2 separate regions of the Mus musculus genome follow, and region 2 is linked to region 1. The links are chromatin loops, found by intact Hi-C in ENCODE. Cell type or tissue: left cerebral cortex. All regions are shown on one strand. Region 1 has its middle 3.0 kb from the start of Gm34301. Region 2 overlaps Bcor (BCL6 interacting corepressor).

Region 1 (2,500 bases):
GCGAACCTGGGACCTAGGAAAAGACCAGGGGCTTTATCTGGCCTTGGGCAGGCTTCCAACCAAGGGGTTCACACAAAGTGAGCCCTCTGCCTCCCCAGAGCACAACCTGGCCCTGCAAGAGCCCAAGAGGACTCAAGTCCCAACACATGGGACCCTCCCAGACCCCACCCAGCCCTCACACCAATCCCAATCACATGGGCGAAGGAGGTCAATGTCGTTCAAGTAATTTCTCTGCGAACACAAGATGGCAGCCTTAAATAAATGCAACCCTGCGCAGCTTTTAATCTTACACATCATTAAATTCCTAATTTACACATTATGTTTTCGTGGGCCAACCCATAACTCATTAGTGTTGAACTCACGAGGTATAAAGACCACGGCACGATGGGCGCCAGAGCGCTGTCACCTGCCTGGGTTAACAGTGCCTGCCTTGGGGGCAGAAGGAAGGCATGAGAGGCGCACTGGGGTGCTAGTCTGGGCCAAGGCCGCAGCACAGGGGACCCGTGGGTACCAGGTTCAAGGTTGCATGTCGTGCTCACAGCGCTGCTGCAGGGTAAAATGTTCCCTCCAACCCTCCCGGGGCCCGCAGGCGCGAGTCCACTCGTGCACACTCACTGCTGGCACATTGGCACCCGGGTGGTGGAGCGGGGCTCCAGGCCTTTCAGGCCTCCTTGGCAGACATTTTCCTATGGAACAATTTCAAACGAGCAGTAAAAAACCAGAAACCACACAGAGTTACAAACTCTGGCTGGTTATGGGGCCCCTTTCTCCACCTCTGGCGGGGGCCCAGGGCCAGGAATTCATCAAAAGGCAAAGTGTACACGCTAAGGGCTGTGGGCGCTCTGTTCTGAGGTCCCATCTCTCCTCTTCTCCTATTGTCGAGCAGAGCAGCCTTAGCCCTCAGTTTTTTGTTTTGTTTTGTTTTGGGGGGTGGGGTGGGAGGGTGGGGGATGGGGGTGAAATGCAAGACCGTGAAAGCTGCTGCTTCCCTTCTAGGGAATGGACAGGCAGGGTCACCCAGTGTAATCTGATCGTCAGCCCCTGGCCTGGGCAAGGCGTACCCTGAAGGAGAGGGAAGCTGTGGCCTGCTCCGGCCTGGGATCTTAGGGACTTGATGTGTGCGCGGGACCGGAGCGCGGACGAGCTGGCCTCGCTAGGCGGTACAGGGCCAAGCCCCTTAGGTGCTTCGCGTCTCAGCCAAAGGCGGCCAGCTCCGCGCCTGCGGCGGAGTGGGAGGGAGGAGGCTGGGAGAGCGCCCCGCCCTCGCCGCCCGCGGTCACAGGGGCAATTACACTCCTCGCTGCAGACGGTTACCAGCTCGCCCGCGCATCCCTCTCCGGCTCCCCTCCCTCCTCCGCACAACTGCTTGCTCCATCTTAGCGAGGGCGCCGCGGAAACGCGGCGGCGGCCGGCGGCCTCTGGGGACTTCCCTAGGCTTCTGGCTCTCCGTGAGCCGCCCAGATCGCTGGGGCGAGGCCGTCGTCCTCCCCACCACCAGCCTGGGGAGCGATTTTGCCGATGGTGAAAGGGCCGCCAAACCCTTCCCCGAGGCTTTGCAAAGCCCCAGCCCCAACCAACGCAGCAACCCCCACTCCTCTCCAATCTCACGGGTGCCAGTAATCCGGGTGCCCCCCTGACCCGTGTGTCCTTTCCTAGTCCCAGAGCACGATTAAATCTCTAGCCCGAAACCTCAGAGGGCTTTAGTCTGCCAGGCAGGCGTCCTCGGCACCAAATTAACAGTCCCCCCCTCCCGCCCCCTATGGCTTCTACAATTCCGGAAGGTGTCTTTGAAGCTGTGAATGAAAACTCGGGTTTTGGATTAAGGCTTTATTTCCACCTAGCTGCGTGATTTGAAGCGAGTTTCTTAACCTTGGATGTTACATCTGCAAAGTGGAAGAAATGACGCCCATCTAAGGGTGGCTGCTTGGACTGGGAAGAGATACATATGGGTAGTAGGTGACATGCTTGGCACAATATCCTGGTGGAAATCATTATTGCCACAAGGCCACAACTGTGGTGACATTAGTCAGATCTCCACCACCACACACAAACCCGAGGCTAAGGCCTGTCGGAGTTCTGGCACGCTTCCTGCAAAACAAGGTGCGCAGAAGCCACGAGCTAGGCCTGAAGGGAGGACAGTGGGAGCGAGGGGTTGCTAACCAAGCGAATCCCTCAGCCATCCTTTACAAATGAATAGGGCTCTGTCTCAAGCTTCCGCCATTCCAACGCCAGGTCTACAACGCCTAAGGCTTAAACCTGGCGCGGCAGTAAATTTAGCCTGAAGGCAGCGCCTCTTGTGGGGCGGGGATGGATGTCTCCTAGCTGGAAGGATGGAAAGCGATCAGGGTAGGGAAAAGGAGTTGCTTCTGGGAAGAAGGGTCTGGGAAAAGAAACATTTCCGGCCGCTGGAGGGGCACTGACGAAAAGAAATAGGACGCAAAAGAAGCCCCCCCCCCCCCAGAACTTGGGCCACTGTGGGAGCCGAGCGAGACAGACTTCC
Region 2 (2,500 bases), 67 kb after region 1:
GTATCTGCCTGCTGGAACCGAGGTCTGGGGGAACCTCTATGTGGCAAGCATGCATTGGTATGTGGCTGCAGTCCTTAGAACTTACTGTGTTTAACGGAGAGCCGGAGGACTCACCTGAACAGACTTGGTGAACAATCATTTGCTCCTGAGCCAAAGAGTGGCTAGAGTACCCATGCTTGGTTTGAGCAGGACCAAGATTAGGTGCTGTCCCTCCAACCCAGGCATCTCTAAAAAGGAGCCCAATTGCTTCATGTTCTGAAAAGACATCAGGTGACCCCCAAGGTGTACCTACTAACACCGTTTAGTCGATCCCTGCCAAGACAGCACATAGAGATGCAGAAGAGCATACTCTTTCCTTTTCTAAAAGGCAAGGTCTTTCTGTCGTGGCTAGCCTGGAACTCAAGAGATGGATGTGTCTCTGCTGGGCTTAAAGTCATATGCCACCGCAGCCCACTTACTTGTTTCTTCTTTAAGGACATTTAAGATCTCCCCCTGCAGACAACGGGGAGGAGGCAGTGAAGGCAGTAGCAACACTAGGCTCAACTGTCTGTTGTCCCCACTGCCACCCCATAGTGGCAGATCATCTTCCACTGCCACCGGTGACCCCTGCACCCACAATAGGAAAAATATTGCTTCCAGAGACTAGGAAGAGATGAAACCTCTCAAACACTGGCAGTCCCTTCTTTGGGATTAAGTTCTTTCCCTAGGCCCTTCTGGCCACCACCCTACGGGCAGTTATGTGGGCAGCAGCCAAAGATTGAACAGGTCCATCTGTAGCACTGCACCCACAATAGGAAGCTTAGGTGGCACATGGGTAGCCTGGTCCCAGTCAGTGTCCATTCTCTTTGGCTCTCACCCTCACCCACCCTGTGTCCCTGGGCAGGTGGCTGAATCTCTCCAACCTTGGTCCCCCTCTGTAAATATTTGGCCCTGTGTTTTCTAGAGACTTTGGCTGCACTCTGGACTTGAGTTTTGCCTGGCAATCGCTGGAGCCCGTTAACCCCATCCAACAGCATCTGACTCCACTAAACACGCTGTTCAGAATGGTGATGCGGTCTCCTATCTATCATGGGTGGGGAGCTGACGAGGGAGATACAGAGGGGCCAGACCAGGAGGGGGAAAACACAACTGATGTGGATTTCACCCAAGCCCAAAGCTAGCGCCAGCCCTTCCTGGGGTTGCTCCAAAAGCAGACTGAGTCACAGCAGCACCACGCTCTGGGTGTCAAGGAAGGGAGGGGAAAGACGTTCCTATTTTAGAATGTTGGGGGGAGGGCCTATGTGGGGGTGGGAAATGAAAAGAAAATGCTTTCCCGGATATGCAATGCAGGGCGGGTCCTCCTGGGCTGCTTTCCCAGATGAGCAAGGGACCCTCAAATTGCTCCCAGGTCCTGAGCCATTTAGCATCTATCTGAGGTGTGGGGTTAGAGGTGTGTGAGCCAGGCTGCCCAGGTGCACACTCCAAACCACAACCACTGGCTCTGTGGGTGTCGCCACCCACAACCCCAAATTTTACATTAGTAAAAGACTAAAGTCAGGGAGCAGGCGCGGAGGAGACGGACGATGGCCATGCTCACACAGACCTGACCTTCCCAGCATACAGAACCTTTCTAGTTTCTTCCTGAAGCTCCAGGGTCACGGCAGAGAGCCATCGGGATAGGGAATAAACTTGACCCTCAGTGGCAGCGGAGGGAGAAAGGAGGAGGGGCGGCCCCCTCTCCATGCCTCTGCAGAGCCTGATGTGAGGAGTCTGCAACAAAGGGATTGTCTTTCCCAGCACTCGCTCCCTGCTCAGAGCTCACTAGCCCCTTCTGCCCCTCCTTACAGCTCCCTGCCAAGGTCCCAGCAGGGAGAGGTAGCAGACCTGGCCAGAAACCCCCTCAGGCCTTCCAGAAACTGCCAGTTCTCCCCTTGGGCAGCCACCCTCCCCAAAGACCCTAGTTAACCCCTGGAACCCTGCGTTCTCACGGGAACTTCCAGAGTTCCGCTGCGGGAGCCTTCACTACTCCTTTGGTCTTCATCATCAAATTTCAAACAAAAATAAACTTTTGAGTGGGTTCAGGCGGAATTTGAGCCCTCAAGGGACATGCTCCCGAGCTTACCGGTAGAGTTAGGACTGCAAACCCTACCTTCACTTTGAGCTTCCTTCGGTCAGACTGTACCTCTGGACTCTCCCCTAAGCTGAGAGCTGAGTGTGGTGGTATACTGTAAAATAGGACAGGCACGGAGCCCTGGGTAGGGCAGACCCCAAGAGTCTACTAAAAGTGGGTTGCTGGGCATCCATCCTCTACCCGAGGCAGAATCCCAGCTATGGGGATCAGATTTACCACCGCTCCCAACCCAAGGACAGGGATGGCTATTTCCCCCTCCCTTCTACAGGAATGGCCAGAGACTCCCTTCCCTGCCTTTTGTTCTTTCCGATTACCTCAGGCTGCGCCAGATAAACTAGTCAGTGAACTATATCTGCATCCAAAGCGCACTGGGGTGAATTTGGAAGCAAG

What was found. Peaks named below come from ENCODE experiments on the same cell type or tissue, not always from the same donor. Only the 100,000 strongest peaks of a DNase experiment are listed, where the experiment ranks them.
Region 2: it touches region 1 in a loop (2.6-fold over the local background); 15 of 42 quality-filtered maps call a loop at or near these places.

What each region holds. Positions count from the first base shown.
Region 1 is chrX:11,997,911-12,000,410 of GRCm38, forward strand. No RefSeq gene overlaps it. Among named protein-coding and RNA genes, the nearest start is that of Gm34301, 3.0 kb to the right of the region's middle. In left cerebral cortex, CTCF peaks have their summits at 1,284 and 2,310; DNase peaks (open chromatin) are centred at 697, 1,251 and 2,127; H3K4me3 peaks cover 643 bases.
Region 2 is chrX:12,064,861-12,067,360 of GRCm38, forward strand. All of the region lies in intron 1 of Bcor (BCL6 interacting corepressor), which reads right to left. Among named protein-coding and RNA genes, the nearest start is that of Bcor, 14 kb to the right of the region's middle. In left cerebral cortex, no CTCF peak of the experiment used is centred here; DNase peaks (open chromatin) are centred at 1,207, 1,601 and 1,699.